Regions from separate parts of the Homo sapiens genome. Here region 1 is linked to region 2. Evidence: read pairs that join two places in POLR2A ChIA-PET (ENCODE). Cell type or tissue: MCF 10A. All regions are shown on one strand. Each heading gives the region's core, and the rest is flanking DNA. Links, peaks and the distances in the headings are about the cores only.

What was found. ChIA-PET counts read pairs that join two places held together with the same protein. Peaks named below come from ENCODE experiments on the same cell type or tissue, not always from the same donor. Only the 100,000 strongest peaks of a DNase experiment are listed, where the experiment ranks them.
Region 1: POLR2A ChIA-PET joins it to region 2 with 5 read pairs; 2 of 35 experiments call an interaction of 5 or more read pairs at or near these places.

The regions. Positions count from the first base shown.
Region 1 is chr2:181,033,063-181,041,534 of GRCh38, reverse strand. The region is part of intron 3 of UBE2E3 (ubiquitin conjugating enzyme E2 E3); the gene reads right to left. Among named protein-coding and RNA genes, the nearest start is that of UBE2E3-DT, 56 kb to the right of the region's middle. In MCF 10A, for the core only: no CTCF peak of the experiment used is centred there; a DNase peak (open chromatin) is centred at 4,264.
Region 2 is chr2:180,651,342-180,659,813 of GRCh38, reverse strand. No RefSeq gene overlaps it. Among named protein-coding and RNA genes, the nearest start is that of SCHLAP1, 37 kb to the left of the region's middle. RefSeq lists an enhancer at 2,349-3,548. In MCF 10A, for the core only: no CTCF peak of the experiment used is centred there; a DNase peak (open chromatin) is centred at 3,163.

The DNA.
Region 1 (8,472 bases), core at 2,177-6,176, 380 kb before region 2:
CCTGGGAGGCAGAGGTTGCAGTGAGCCGGTTGTGCCACTACAATCTAGCCTGGGCGACGGAGAGAGACTCCATCTCAAAAAAAAAAATTCCTTATGTTGCACACTGCTCACAGAAAACCCTGACATCCATTTTAACAATTAAAATAGATCTATACTGACATCTATATAAAAAGTAGTATGTTCTAAGCTTCTATTACTGTTCAATGCCCCTATGAGGAGAGGTAAAGGGCTTTGGTTCAAGCGCTATTTGACACTCTATATGAAGAAAAAAAAAATCTATCTTTTTTTTTTTTTTTTTTTGAGACGGAGTCTTGCTCTGTCGTTAGTGGCATGATCTCGGCTCACTGCAGCCTCTGCCTCCCGGGTTCAAGCAATTCTCCTGCCTCAGCCACCCAAGTAGCTGGGACTACAGGCACGTGCTGCCACACCCGTCTAATTTTTTTATTTTTGGTAGAGACTGGGTTTCATCATGCTGGCCAGGATGGTTTTGATCTCCTGACCTCGTGATTCGCCCGCCTGGGTCTCCCAAAGTGCTGGGATTACAGGCGTCAGCCACTGCACTCGGCCCTGAAGCATTTCTTTGGAGAAAAGGAAATGTGCTGAAGCATCAGAAGGAACCTCTAAGAGTCTACTTATGAAAATTCAAGTCTTCTGCTTTTCTAAGGTAAAAAAATAGCTCATTTACTGCACAGTCTAACTCTCTGGATCTAACAATATGACAGCAAGGAGAATGATTTTATAAAAATTCCAGAAACTGTTAAATGACATTTTAAACTATGATTATTTTGAATACCATAGCTACTAAAAAGTGATTTCCTTTGTCATCAGACTAAACTGTTTTTCCAGTATTTTTTACCTATGATCCATCTGAAACCTCTAGTGATTACCCACCTTCATCCTATAATTTGTAGTATACCTTATACTAAATAGAAATTACATTTCATTCTAACATTAAATGTTTAGATGTTATAGTTCTTTTATATATCTCAAAGCAGCCAGTATAATGCTTTCCACATAAGAGTTGCTCAATAAATGCTTCTTGAATAAATGTCAACCATGAAAAAATGCACTGTGGCAAAAAATTGATTCTTTATAAAAAAATTTTCCTATCCACTAATATTTATTTTATGTACATCATAAGCCAGGCACTGTAGTAGGGATAAAAGAAATAAATGACATCTAATTGAATTTATTGTTATGAAAAGGCTAAATGCAATACAGTGTAACATGTGCAGAACTAGAGACAGGTCAATGTCCCGTGGAAGGACGAAGAAGGATGTATCAAAATTGCTTAACTGGGTATATCAGAAAGCTCTATGAATATATGACTATAACGCAATCTTCCATTTATCCACTAAGAAGAACGCAAACATATTTTCCTCCCCAATTTAAGTATATAAATTTTTAGGAATGTCAAGGAAACAGTCAAATGGCCACTTAAAATAATTATTAGCTACAGATATTAAAAATCACCCCATGTGGTAAATTATAAATACAGTCAGCCCTCTGTACCCATGGGTTCTACATACACAGATTCAACCAACCACAAACAGAAAATATGCAGAAAAAAACTAATAAGAAATCACACAAATAAAAAGCCAATACAGTTTAACAACTATTATTTATATTGTATTTGGTATTATAAGTAATCAAAGTATACCAGAAGATATACATAGGTTATATGCAAATAGTATGCCATTTTATATAAGGAACTTGAGTATTTTGAGAATTTTGGTATCTGTGGAAGTCCCAGAACCAATCCCCCAAGGATACCACGGGATGACATTTTACGAAAATTTTATTTAACTCCTAGACATCAGTGTCTTTGTCATTATAAAATTATTGAGATGAATTTTTCGACTTTGCAAGTGACACTATTAGAAATTTTATCATAGCCAAAATTAGCATTTGTACACTTGTTTTTTTGTAGAGATGGGAGTCTCGCCATGTTGCTCAGGATGGTCTCAAACTCCTGAGTTCAAGCAATCTGCCCACCTCGAAATCCCAAAGTGCTGGGATTACAGGCGTGAGCCACCACACCAGTCCCTGTACACTCTTAAGACAATGTTTTTACATTCGACCACAGGCATTCTAGTTATAAGTCGCCCTCCCAGCCGCTCCAGGAGCCAGAATGCTCGTCTGCACCCACTTTTTGAACTAAAAGTATATTCATTACATTTTCAATGTAGCCATTTATTGTATTTTTCAAATGTTTTTAATCAGCTTTGAAGTATAAATTTATTTATAAAATTTATTCACCATTTTGAAATAAACACTGCTAAGTTTTGACAAATGTATAGTCCTGTAACATCACTACAACCATGATATAGAGCATATCCACCACCCCAAAAATGTTTCCTCGTTCCACTGCAATGACCCTATTTCCAAAAAAAAAAAAAAAAAAAAAAAAAGGTCACATTCTGAGGTACTGGAGGTTAGGACTTAAACATACCATTTTGGAGGATGTAATTTAACCAGTAACACTGAGTCACATGGTAGTAAGTGTATGTTTATAGTAAGAAACCCCAAAACTGTTATCCCAAGTGGCCATACCATTTTGCCTTCTCAATGGTAATGTATGAGAGTTTCAACGGCTACACATCCTTCCTCATCCTGTTTTTTTATAATTATTTTAACCATTCTAGTCAGTATGTAGTTGTATTTCATCGTGGTTTTAATTTGCATTTTTCTAACGACTAATGATGTGTAAGCACCACTGTTATTCATACAGCTTCATCAGTAACATCTCTATTCAAATCTTTTGTCCATTTTAAATTGGTTTGTCTATTAAGATATAAGACTTGTATGTTAAGACTTGCATGTTCTGGATACAAGTCTTTTATCAGACAGAGGTTTTCAAATTATTTTCTCCCTTTCTGTGATTTGCCTTTTCATCTTCTCAACAGTGTCTTTTACTTTAAGTTCCACCTGCCAATTATTTTATTTCTTGCTTTTGTCCTAAGAGATTTTTACTTAATCCAAGGGCATAAAATTTTGCTCTTACATTATATTCTAGAAGTTATAGCTTTAGCTCCTACATTTAGGTCAATGACCCATTTTGAATTAATTTTTGTATGGTCATGTGTCACTTAATGTTTAACAACAAGAATATGACCTCAGAAATGTGTCATTCGGGGATTTTGTCATTTTTCAAACATCATAGCGTATTTACACAAAGCTAGATGGTACAGCCTACTACACACTTAGGTTATATGGTATAGCCTATTGCTCCCAGGCTACAAACTCACACAGTATGTTATTATATAGAATACTGTAGGCAACTGTAAAACAATGTGATTTGTGTATCTAAACACACAGGAAAGGTACAGTAAAAATGATATAAAAGATAAAAAGTGGTACACTTGTATTGGGCACTTACCACAATGGAGCTTTCAGGACTGGAAGTTGGTCTGGGTGAGTCAGGGGTGAGTAGTGAAGGCGTAGGATGTATCTGTGCACTACTGCAGGCTTTATAAACACTTAGGCTATACTAAATTTATACAAAAATACTTTTCTTCCACAATAATAAATTAACTTTAGCTTACTATAACTTTTATTTTGTGCTTAGAGACAAGATCTGACTTTGTCACTCAGACCAGAGTGCAGTGGTATGATCATAGTTCACTGCAATCTTGAACTCCTGGGCTCAAGTGGTCCTCCCACCTCAGCCTCCCAAGCACCTGGGACTACAGGCATATGCCACCATGCCCGCTAATTTTTAAATTTTTTGTAGAGATGGTGTCTTGCTATATTGCCCAGGCTGGCCTCAAACTTCTGGCCTCAAATAATCCTCCCCCCTTAACCTCCTAAAAGTGCTGGCATTACAGGTGTGAGCCTGGCTGTAACTTTTTTACTATGTCAACTTAAAATTTTTTTTTAACTTTCTGATTCTTCTGTAGTAACACTGAGCTTAAAACACAAACACAGTGTATAGCTGTACAAAAATATTTTCCTTTGTATTTGTCTATAAGCTTTTTTATTTTTAAAAGTTATTTTATTTAATTTTTTAAACTTTTTTTGTAAAAACTAAGACACAAACATACACATTAGCCTAGGCTCACACAGGCTCAGGAGCATATATATCACTACTGTCTTCCACCGCCACATCCTGTTCCACTGTAGGGTCCTCATGAGCAATAACATACACATAGAGCTGTCATCTCCTATAACAATGCCTTCTCCTGCAATACCTCCTGAAAGAACTGCCTGAGGCTGTTTTAGAGTTAACTTTAAAAAAATAAGGAGTACACTCTAAAATAACAATAAAAAGTACAGTAAATACATAAACCAGGAACACAGTTGTTTATTATCAAGTATGTACTACATATAATTATATTTGCTGGCAGCACAAGTTTGTTTCCACCAGCATCACCACAAACATGTGAGTAATGCACTGTCTGACGATGCTACGATGACTACAACCTCAATTAGGTGACAGGAATTTTTCAGCTCTATCATAATCTTCTGGAACCACCATTATATATGAGGACTGTTGTTCATCAAAATGTCATTATACAATGCATAACTATGGATGATGTGAGGTCACAATCAAGGTTCAATACAGTAAGTCTTCGCTTAATGTTGTGGATAGGTTCTTGGAAACTGCAACTTTATGTGAAATGACATATACTGAAACCAATTTAACCACAGGCTAATTGACATAAACAAGATTTAAGTTCCTATGTCATATTTCTGGTCACAACATCACCAAAATTTACTAAATAAAGACCAAAATATTTCTAATATCAAGCATTGAAATAAATGTGAGCTATACATACAGTTAAGAAAAGTTAATAAAAAACAAGTTAGAGTATTGTTTACCCACTTATTCCAGTTCAGGGTAGAGGGTGGCTGAAGAGTTCCAGCAGCCCAGGGCACAGGGTGTGAACCATCCCTGGACAGGATGCTCCTGCATCACTGGGCACACTTTCACATAACCCCCACACCCCCTCACTCACTCAGGTGGGGACAATTTAGGCACACCAATTCACTTAACATGCACATCTCTGAAATTTAGGAGGGAACCAGAATACACGGAGAAAGCCCACACAGACACGGGAGAAGATGCAAACTCCACACAATGGCCCCTGCCAGGAATCAGGTTTTTTCCTCATGAACGTTGTAAGTACAATACAATGTTGAATGAACCATTATTCAAGGACCTGCTGTATTTTGTGTATAGATACTCAGTTATTCTAACACTTTATGTCGAAATCCTTTCCCTACTGAATTACCTTGGCATTTCTGCTGAAAATCAACTGACCATTTATGTGTGGATCTACTTCTGGGCTCCTTATTCTGTTTCACTGATCTATATGCCCAACCCATGCCAATACCACACTATTTTGATTACTCTATGTTTACCTAGTACGTCAGAATCAAGTAGTATGAGTCCTCCAACTTCGTTCTTTCTTTGCAAAAATTAGAATGTACAAGATGTTGCCTGTTGCCTGCTGTGAGCCAAGTCCTTCATTCTGTCCATTTCAATAAGGAATTTGGTATTTCAAACATACCACTCAAGAAATCAGGATTGACTTTACTGTTTGAAGAATGCACTGTACTGACATCACTTACCACATTGGAGGCTTACTTTATACCTATAGAGTTCAACACCAAACAAAATAAATCTTAAATTCTGAGACAGCTGGCCATTAAATTATGAGTAAAATTCATCATCAGCTTATATTACCTATTATGTGACCTTCCTCTGTTCCTGTGGTAAAAACCCTTGGGAACAATCAAGTACAACTATATATCAGGGGTGTCCACACTAAAAAAAGAATTGTCTTGGGTCACATATAAAATACACTAACATTAATGACACCCGATGAGCTTAAAAAAAATTGCAAAAAAAATCTAATAATGTTTCAAGGAAGTTTTCGAATTTGTGTTGGGCTAGAAAAACGTCCTGGGACGCATGTGACCCACGGGTCATGGGTTGAACAAGCTTGCTATGTATCATTACTAATATATTACTAATGAGCTTAGCATTGCATGCTTTTTACATGTTTATTAAAGTATACATATATAATATTACTAAGAGTAATATATAATACATCTACTGAAAGTAATATATATCACTAGTAAGAGTAGTTATTACTATTTAAAAAGTAATTCATATTTTTTATAAATACATTTTAAAATAAAGAACATGGTAACATTTCCATGACAATGACAAAAGCTGTGTTTAAGTTCAAAAAGAAAAATCAGCAGCTGACAGTACTACTGCAACCCTTGAAAGAATAGTTCAGAAAAAGGAATATACATTTATAGCCTTACATCATGCAAATCATAGTATAATAGGTGTAGGTTTTACTTTGTAGGTTTCACTTTTTACAATTCAAAAGGTTATCCCTTATATAGAATGCATATAAATATTAAAACAAAACAGTTATTTTGCTGTAATGTACATTAATTTTAAAATATGAATACTAACCATAAAGCACCTAAGTGATCCGAATAGTTTACAAATGACTTGTATATTTATTATGTAGCTTTTCCAAGGCGGATTTTGCCATTTATCTAAATAGAATCACCTAAAATATTAGTTGTCTTTCCCCTTTCTCTAATAGTTCCTAAATTAAAAGTATCAAACTAATCTTCCCTAATGTTAGTATTTCATATTCTTCAAATATGTTAACTTTTTAAATTCTTCAAATTTTTCAAATTCTAATTTTTTTCTATTACTCAAATCATTTCACCTGTTGAAAGCCACATTTGTTCATGGAAACTTGTTCTTTAGAAACCTGAATATAAATAGAAATGAAATAAAATTCAAGGTTCACACTAAACTTTAAGCTGGACATAAAATGGTATTCTGACATGCTAGTTCCAGGAAATTTCTTTTTAATTTTTTTTATTATACTTTAAGTTCTAGGGTACATGTGCACAACGTGCAGGTTCGTTACATATGTATACATGTGCCATGTTGGTGTGCTGCACCCATTAACTTGTCATTTACATTAGGTGTATCTCCTAATGCTATCTCTCCCCGCTCCCCCCACCCCACGGTAGGTCCCGGTGTGTGATGTTCCCCTTCCTGTGTCCAAGTGTTCTCATTGTTCAATTCCCACCTATGAGTGAGAACCTGTGGTGTTTGGTTTTCTGTTCTTGCAACAGTTTGCTGAGAATGATGGTTTCCAGCTTCATCCATGTCCCTACAAAGGACATGAACTCATCCTTTCTTATGGCTGCACAGTATTCCATGGTGTATATGTGCCACATTTTCTTAATCCAGTCTATCATTGATGGACATTTGGGTTGGTTCCAAGTCTTTGCTACTGTGAATACTGCCACAATAAACATACATGTGTATGTGTCTTTATAGCAGCATGATTTATAATCCTTTGGGTATATACCCAGTAATGGGATTGGTGGGTCAAATGGTATTTCTAGTTCAAGATCCTTGAGAAATTGCCACACTGTCTTCCACAATGGTTGAACTAGTTTACAGTCCCACCAACAGTGTAAAAGTGTTCCTATTTCTCCACGTCCTCTCCAGCACCTGTTGTTTCCTGACTTTTTAATGATTGCCATTCTAACTGGTGTGAGATGGTATCTCATTGTGGTTTTGATTTGCATTTCTCTGATGGCCAGTGATGATGAGCATTTTTTCATGTGTCTTTTGGCTGCATAAATGTCTTCTTTTGAGAAGTGTCTGTTCATATCCTTCGCCCACTTGTTGATGGGGTTGTTTTTTTCTTCTAAATTTGTTTGAGTTCTTTGTAGATTCTGGGTATTAGCCCTTTGTCAGATGGGTAGCTTGCAAAAATTTTCTCCCATTCTGTAGGTTGCCTGTTCACTCTGATGGTAGTTTCTTTTGCTGTGCAGAAGCTCTTTAGTTTAATGAGATCCCATTTGTCTATTTTGGCTTTTGTTGCCATTGCTTTTGGTGTTTTAGACATGAAGTCTTTGCCCATGCCTATGTCCTAAATGGTATTGCCTAGGTTTTCTTCTAGGGTTTTTATGGTTTTAGGTCTAATATTTAAGTCTTTAATCCATCTTGAATTAATTTTTGTATAAGGTGTAAGGAAGGGATCCAGTTTCAGCTTTCTACATATGGCTAGCCACTTTTCCCAGCACCATTTATTAAATAGGAAATCCTTTCCCCATTTCTTGTTTTTGTCAGGTTTGTCAAAGATCAGATAGTTGTAGATGTGTGGTATTATTTCTGAAGGCTCTGTTCTGTTCCATTGGTCTATATCTCCGTTTTGGTACCAGTACCCTGCTGTTTTGGTTACTGTAGCCTTGTAGTATAGTTTGAAGTCAGGTAGCGTGATGCCTCCAGCTTTGCTCTTTTGGCTTAGGATTGTCTTGGCAATGCGGGCTCTTTTTTGGTGCCATATGAACTTTAAAGTAGTTGTTTCCAATTCTGTGAAGAAAGTCGTTGGTACCTTGATGGGGATGGCATTGAATCTATAAATTACCTTGGGCAGTATGGCCGTTTTTACAATATTGATTCTTCCTATCCAT
Region 2 (8,472 bases), core at 1,451-5,450:
ATTTCAACACCAGAAACATTTTAATTGCCTTGAAAACACTTTAAAAGATAAAGCGACTAATGCCTGCAATAGTGTGCCCGACTCCCACCCAAGTCTTTATCCTCATTCTCTCTCTGAATATCACATCTCCCTTTTCTCTCCACAAACTTCCCCTCCTGCTTCCATTTTACCTCATTTTTGTAAACCATGTCTGACCCTCCTCACACTGTATCCCTTAGTCTCTCCCCGACTCTGAGAGGCATATAATTGTGCAAACTCAGGAAGAAGGGAAGAATCAAGAATAACAATTGCTGACATGACTTGGCAAGTTTTGTTAAAGGTTTTACATTTTGACAAAAAATTTCAAATCTCCTCACTAATAGTGTCTGCATCAAAATATCCAGCTTTGCAATGAAAATGAGCCATGAAAAATTCAGGAATACTGTAAGAGATTTGACATTTTAACATCTGATGGTACTCTTACTGGTAGGTGTATCAGGCACACCTTATGCACTCTTTGTTAAAAAAAAAAAAACCCTAGACTTCTGTTTTTCATTTTCTTCTCCCTTAAAAAAAAAGCTTGCCTGTTCTCACTCATAAGTGGGAGTTGAACAATGAGAACACAGGGACCCAGGGAGGGGAACATCACACACCAGGGCCTGTCAGGGGGTGGGGGGATAGGGGAGGGATAGCATTAAGAGAAATACCCAATGTAGATGATGGGTTGATGGGTGCAGCAAACCACCATGGCACGTGTATATCTATATAACAAATCTGCATGTTCTGCACATGTACCCCAGAACTTAAAGTATAATAATAAAAAATGCTTGAGTGTGTGCACTGTATATACAATGCATCTTGGGTGTTATATAGCTAATAAGGCATATTTCCTTAAGGGTAGCACTTGGAAAGCTCTTGCCACAATTTGCCAGTTAGATTACACACATCTGGTGCTATGTTAACCTGGCAATTACATATAGTTCCTTTCTTAGCTTCTTGGGAAAAAATGATAATTAGACAAATTGGGGATATGTTCAAATTAACATTTAAGTTTTTCTCAGTTGAGTAAACTGAGCAAGGACCCCTATAAACATTTTCTTCTTAGAGCCACATAAAACTCTTACCCATTTTTTTATGGTTAAAAAAATGACCTTTTAAATGTACAAAAGTCAAGTTTAATGGTAACATTATAACATTGGCTCAGTAATCCACTCTACAAATTGGGGCTAGGTATATTTCTCCCTGAATATTATATGCCAGAAGAACTGTTAATTAACCTCAGCTCTACCACATACAAATTTTGGAAGTTTTGTCACTTCATACAATCACCATAAGCTCTGTGTATATTTTTACATAGAAATAAAATTATCCAATTTGCATACATCACAAGATTACTTAAGAACCAAATGAAATAATATATGTGAAAAAGTTTTGAGTATGAAAATAATTTTACAAATATAAGATACTATTTTTGTTGCTCTCTAAAAATTTATTTTATTACACTAAATGTCTAGAATTTAATATGATCTTATTAGATAATATGAAACTTGTATATTCAGTGTTTATTAAATATTAAATCTGACTGTAAAACACATAAATCAATTAATAATATACTAAAACTGAAATGCTATCTATTATACTATAAGCAAGAAATGTAATATCTGCTTAAAAAAGAAAATAGCATAAACTGGAATAACCAGAGGGAGCTTCATAGACTCATACCAGGCCATGAGAAATCAATAATATCTTAGTAACTGGAGAGGATTTGAATAAATGGAAAGCAAAAGAGCAAGACAGGGAAAACATCCAGCAGGGGCAAAAATCTGAAATGTCAGACTGAATGAACCACTTGCCAGGTGACATGGACAGACCCTATTAAAAAAATTTTAAACTATCTCATTCTTGTTCTTTGCACAAATTCAAATCCCTGAATTCTTCTACCCAAAGGAATATGTGGAAGAATTCGGGACCAATAAATCATCAAGGAACACTTTGTTCTGAAATACTCAATGTATCCTGTCTCTCATTGCTCTTCTTCTACCAAAAGTAATGTAGACCATTTTGGGCAGCCTGTCAAAATTCACCTTGTCACTGCACTAATTAATGTGTCTATGGCTAGAAAGGCAATGATAAAAATGGCAATCCAATGTCTCAGATTTAATCTCTAATAGCCACTTCCCCAAATACAACCTGTAGAATTTATAAATCAAGAGGAAAATGTGTTCATTATTTCAAATCAAGTTCAGTATGGTGACTCTGATCTATCCAGTTCATACAGTACTAGTTATGATTGGCCAGATCAACTGTGGCCTAAGAGTAAAAGAAGCAAGGATCCAAGAAAAGAGAAAACAGAAAGAGAATGTTTTATCATGGTGATGCTTGGGATTGTCATATAACTGGAGGCAACCAAAGAATCAAGTTTTGCCTGTAAAATCTGTCCTGGTTGTCTCAGAAACCTAGAAAGAGTAGGCACACAGGATGCTGGAATACCTTTATAATGTGCTGTTGGGCACACTTATCCCCAGTGGAGGAAAGCTCACTTATGCTGGTCCCCATCCCCCAAAGGAGCTCAATGATTCCTGATAAGGGAGTCTCATTACTGCAGCATGAATCACAAAGCACTTGTGAAGATATTGAATCACTTGTGTACTGCCTCCTTCTGTTTCCCTACTTCTTTGAGGCGGCAACTGAGTTACTACTTATTAAGCAAAGACTTCATATTGAGCTAATTTTGCCTTCATATTTCTCCTATCCCAGTGACCTTATATGTTAATTCAACAAAAATTTATGTAATACTTATGATATTTCAGGTGCTTTCTATGGACTGATGGACCAATGACAGTGGATCTCTTGGATAGATACTGGATCTCAGAAATTATTTATTGAGGCCACTGAGCACTTACAGTATTATTTCACTTCTTGCTATGTCAAGGTACCTTGCTTTATTGTTTGCCACTTTTTAAACATGAAATTTTGTACAAAGCCACCATTTTACCAGTGGCATATCAAGAATATATAGCAAGTCCCTCTGCCTAGACATCATCCACTTCAAGTTTTGGCATAGAATAGGTTAGGGATAGGTGTGGAAGTCGCAGATGCAGGACCTAGTAGCTGCAACTTACCTCATCCAGACCTTGCTGTCAGCACAACTGAAAACAGATGGTTGAGGACTAGTGTCATTCCTTTCAGTGACTCATAGCAACTACACCTGACTCATGGATTTGACATTAGCACTAGCTCCTTCATCAGAGGCAAATGGGAGGCTTCAATGAATTAGGAGAATAGTTTCTCATCACAAAGAGATTTTGCCTTTGAATGAAGTGGAGACAGATTTCCAAGCCATGATATTAAATTATTAAATCTTTGGTAATCCAGCTTACCCTTTTAATACATTACAGTCCCATGGAAAAACACTGCTGTAAGAAGAAAATTATTATTCCAACTTCACAAGGTATTTTCCTGAGCTAGAAGAAAAATAGTTAAATCTCAGTCAAGCCATGAGTGTTACAGCAATTTCACTCTTTCACACTTATGTCCATCCTGTTTTCTTTGCCTGGAAGTACCACTTCTGTCCACTTGGAAAACCCATCATGGATGTGACCCTCTGGGTGAAGTTTTTTCTGTTCTCCCAAAGGTAGACAGTAATGCTCTCTTCTTTCTTTCATTACATATCCTCATTGAACACACTTTCATTGGAATGCTGATTGTTTTAATGTTCATTTCAACTCAGTTCTAAACTCCTTGAAAACAAAGACATCTTTATGCTTGTTTCCTTAGTGCCAGGCTAATAGCAGGGATTCAATTCTTGTTTGTGAAATAAGCATTGTTATGGTCACATGACATAAGTGGCTAACATTAAATGGACAAGGGACAGAAATCCACAGTAACTATTTGTCCATGTTCCCAGTGACTTCCCCAGCTGTGAAAAGGTGTGAATCACCGACACTATTTCTTCCATTCATGGTAATAATGTCAATTCTGAATAAAATGAATGTCAAGGGAAGCCTCAAAATGCAGATATTTATTCATTCAGGTAGGCATTCAGCAAACATTTACTGATTAATCACTACATGCCATAAAAGATGAGATAAATGTCACAGTGCCTGTCCTCAACGAGATATGAAAATAAGTCACTAGAGTACAGGGTTCTAAGTGTTAAGCACTGAAATAAGACGAGCAACTTATCCAGACCAGGTGAGTCAGAAAGGATTCTCTGAGGGGGTTATGCTGTATGTCCTGAAAGACCAAAAGGAATTAAGTGTGAAAAAAGCATAGTGAGCATTCCAAGTAAATGAAAGAGCCATATGACTGTTCACTGCTGAGAAAGAAGCTAGCACTTCTGTGGACCTGGGAGTAGTTTGATATAGCAGGATTTGTGGCCTCAGGAATAAAGACAGAATAAGGAAAAATGAAGTTTACCTGGTTATAAGCTAGTAATGGAAAAGTATAAATGCATGTAAATGAGCCTTAGGTCTCTAAAGGTATTAATTTAGTGGATTCTAACTGCATGATCCAGAAGTTCTTATAGGACAGTTTTGCTCAAATCAGAGTTGGGGACAGACAATCAAATTTAACATAATTTGAGGATTTTTAAAAAAATGTTTAAGACAATTATACTATTTACTAATATTTTTAAAAGTAGATCATGTCTACAAGGCAGCTATGCCAAACATTTTTAAATAGAGGTTAAAAATTAATGTTTTAAAACATTCTTTTAAGCCTAGAAAAATGATAACCAACTGATTTTTAAGATATTGGCATGGCTAGTTTGCAGAAAAACACATTTTGGTAAACAGATTATATATTTTAATTCTTGAGCACTTTATATTGACCAGACAGTCTAATGGAGTTTATCCTCATGAGTGAGCGATTTGACTTAGAACAAAATTAAAGCGTCCATAAGAACCTTCAACAGTAATTTCTTGGACTGAATTTAATCTAAATTCAGCATTGTATGAGAAATGCGACATTTCTGCTAACTCTAATTCTGATTTTTGTCTTTGAATTCCCAAATCAGCATTAACTCCCTCTAGAGTGTAGCTGTCATTTTACTAAATCCATGTACAGGAGACCTACTTGTTTTTCTGAGAAAATCATGGAGCACAGGAATAGTCTTATTTCCAAAACGATGCCCAAAGAGGAGAATACAGAATTATCAAGGGATATACTTCTTTAAAAGTCAGGAAGAGCTAGAAATCAGTTCCAGTGGTAGAGCAAACCTCAACATTATCTATACAAATAGAATAATTCAAAATCCGTGCTAGGATTTTCAAAAGTCTCAAAATCGTATTTGTAAACTTTTAATGAATAATAAGAGAAACCAAATCAAATTGTGTGTACTTATTTACATCGACTGAATTCAAACATTTAAGAATCTTCTAGAGTAAAAGTCTGTGCTGTTTCAATTGGTACACAGAGATGAGCCCAGTGACCCCCATCTTCAAAGACCTTTCGTTGTGTAAGAGCTGATGGATATTGTCCTTCACCAAATATCTCTTCATTATAAATGGAAAAATGCTCATCCACTGACTAAGCACTCTCTGTCACCCTCTGTGTTAACAGGTAAACATTTCAAAGCCTTTTGGAAAGGCAAAAAGTAACTGTGATGAACTAGAATTAAGATATGCTGATGAGTTGCTTCTGCAGTTCATTTAGAATGTCATTCAGGAATTTTATTGACAGACAAAACAAAACAAAACAAACAAAACAAAACAAAACAAAAAACCCCCAAAAAACCAAGAAATAGAGTTAACAGGTCTATCAGTACATAAAAGTTGTTGGAAATAAAAGGAAAAATAGTTTCTTTGTAAATCAGCAACACAAAAGAGCAATGTAGAAGAGAGAAATACAAAAAGAGGAGGACTCTTTAAAGACCTAACCAAAAATCCTATGATAAATTGATAAATATATGAGAAAATGTTTTGCAGCAAAAAATGCTGCATGTATCTAAGTTTCAAGATATTTCCAAAATATTAATTCTCACCACACATTTGAGATCAATGGGCATAATATCTGCCATTGGTGAAGAAATGTGCCAATTGCCTAGGGCTATGTAGCTTGTCACTGTGTGAACCAGGACTAAAATAGGATTCCTGGCTCTCTGGATTTCTGATATCCAATTTAGCAGACTTCAGCCTTCCACTAGATACTCTGCAAGTTAAGCAGCTCTCATATCAGTTTATGCCAACTGCTTAAATGCCCTTTCAGCAGTTCAAGTGTTATAAGTGTCTAGTGCCTAGGGACCTAATATGTCCTCAAGGGCTAGTACCTATTATTATTTGAAGTTAGATGTTAGTAAGAGCTTTAGAAGCTATTATTTCTATATATATATTTCATATTAAAGCACTAATGCTAATGTCTTATTGAAAGAAGGCTTAATTGCATATAGGCTGTGGAGCCCCAAATTTATCTTTAGATAGGAAACTAAATTCCCCATCTTGATAAAATGAATCAATATTTATACAATATCAACACACTTTGTTAAAAACATAAAAAAAAAACAAGCAGCTGGAAGGGGGTAGGTATGTGTGCATATGTGTGCTTATGTTGGAGTAGAATTTGTTCTGCGTCATGCCACATAACCAGTTCACTTTCCATGAAATCAACTGATTGTTTGGCATTGGATACACACAGATTATAGAAAAGTTCCTCATGTTTCAATTTTTTGGTTTTAAGTAAAAAACACCTCTTGCTTAGAAACATGTTTCTTGTTGACATGACTGAAAAATCTGGAACTTAATAGAAGATTGAAAATCAAACACAAGAAAAGTAATGTAAGGAATGTAGAGGAATGGGAGGAAGAAAGAGAAAAAGTGTGAAAGAGGAAGTGGTAAGAGAATGTGTGTTATAATAAAAATACCATTCACTCAATGACTATTGTGAAACTACTCTTTCTAGGCACTGTTTTGGGTACTGAACAAAATATCATAGGCTGACATTCTAGTGAGTGGAGAAAGAAAATAGACATAAATTATCAGGAGGGATTTATCCTATGGCTATATTGGCATTTTAAATAGGATTAGCTTAAAGTTTTAAATAACTAGATTAAAATTAAAGTTTTGAGGACAGCTTAAAATAGGAATTGTTTACCCATGTATATCAACACTGTGGTGAATAGTTCAAAATAAAAAGAATTTCTATTAGGTGTTATTTCAAGCATCATGCCCTTATGTCCCCCAAAACAATTTATAATAAAACTGCTACTAACTTTATAGGGGGATATTTCTTTGTTTAATCTTTGTCTTTGTATTTCTTTGCGTAATCTTTGAAGCAGTAACTGTGGCCTTTCCTTCTCATCTTCAAATCCTCATTTTCAAAGCCACTTGCTTTGTGTCTTCATAGCAGGGTTAAAGAGGGGTCGACTTGGATAGAGTCAGACTCCAGAATTAGTTTGATAGCTTTATATTGACTCCACAGAGCTCTGGAGCTCTACACTAACTGATTAAAAAGTGAACAGGTAAAAGTAATGAAATGACACCATGAAGGGGACCATAGTAGGGGAAGTTAACATACAACTCAGCAGACCATTAAATTATCTCTCTTGATTTGTTCCAACAACATACATAGTCTTAGTGCCATATGTTCTGTATTACCAACATGTATCTGAAACTCATTCAGGGTCACTTTCTTTTTTAAATATCCAACTTTGCTTTATACAGTCTTCAAGCAAAATACTGTGCATAGCAGAGTCTTCAGCATGATCATATCCTTTTATATTTAAACAAAAACTTCTTTCAAATTTATATAGCATTATGAATCTCTAACATTTTGGATTGGAAGATGAAAGTGTTGCACATTCATTCGTTTATTTGACCATACGTTCGGTCATGCAACAACATATATAGAAACTTTATAATACCAATGCACTACGCTAAGATCTATGGATCGAGAGACAAAAGACCCATTCTTTCTAAACACAGAAGGACGACAATTTTGAAAGTTTGCTGACAATTTTAACATAATGTAACTAAGTGCCATTATAGAAGTATTCACAGAGCGAGGAAATGATGGTATCTAACTTACCCTTCGTATGGATTATTGCACAATAATTCATAAAGGAGAAGCCACTCATCTTAAGTCTTGATGAATATGTCATATAAACTGCAAGGAGGTGGAAAGAGGGAAGATCCTTCTAAACAGTCTTCCTATTTCCCAAAGAAATTAAAAATACGTGGCAGGAACCTCGGCCCTGCGCCCCAAGTCAATAATGTAAGTATTTCTGAGTCATAAATTCCATCCTTCTGCTACCATGTCTAGAAGTACTTGTTAATGGGTGTAATTATATGGTATCAAAAGCACAGAAGTGGTAATTGGGGTACAGTCAGTATAGGGGGTAAAAATTATTTTCCCAGAGGAGGATTGGGTTATGAGTTTCCAGCTGGGGAGCCAAACTAGCGTTTTTTTATGGACTGTACCAGCCTTTTGATATATGTCCAATGTGTAGCTTGGTGAGGAGGTCTCAGTGTTTACAAGGTGCTCTAACTAGCATCCTGT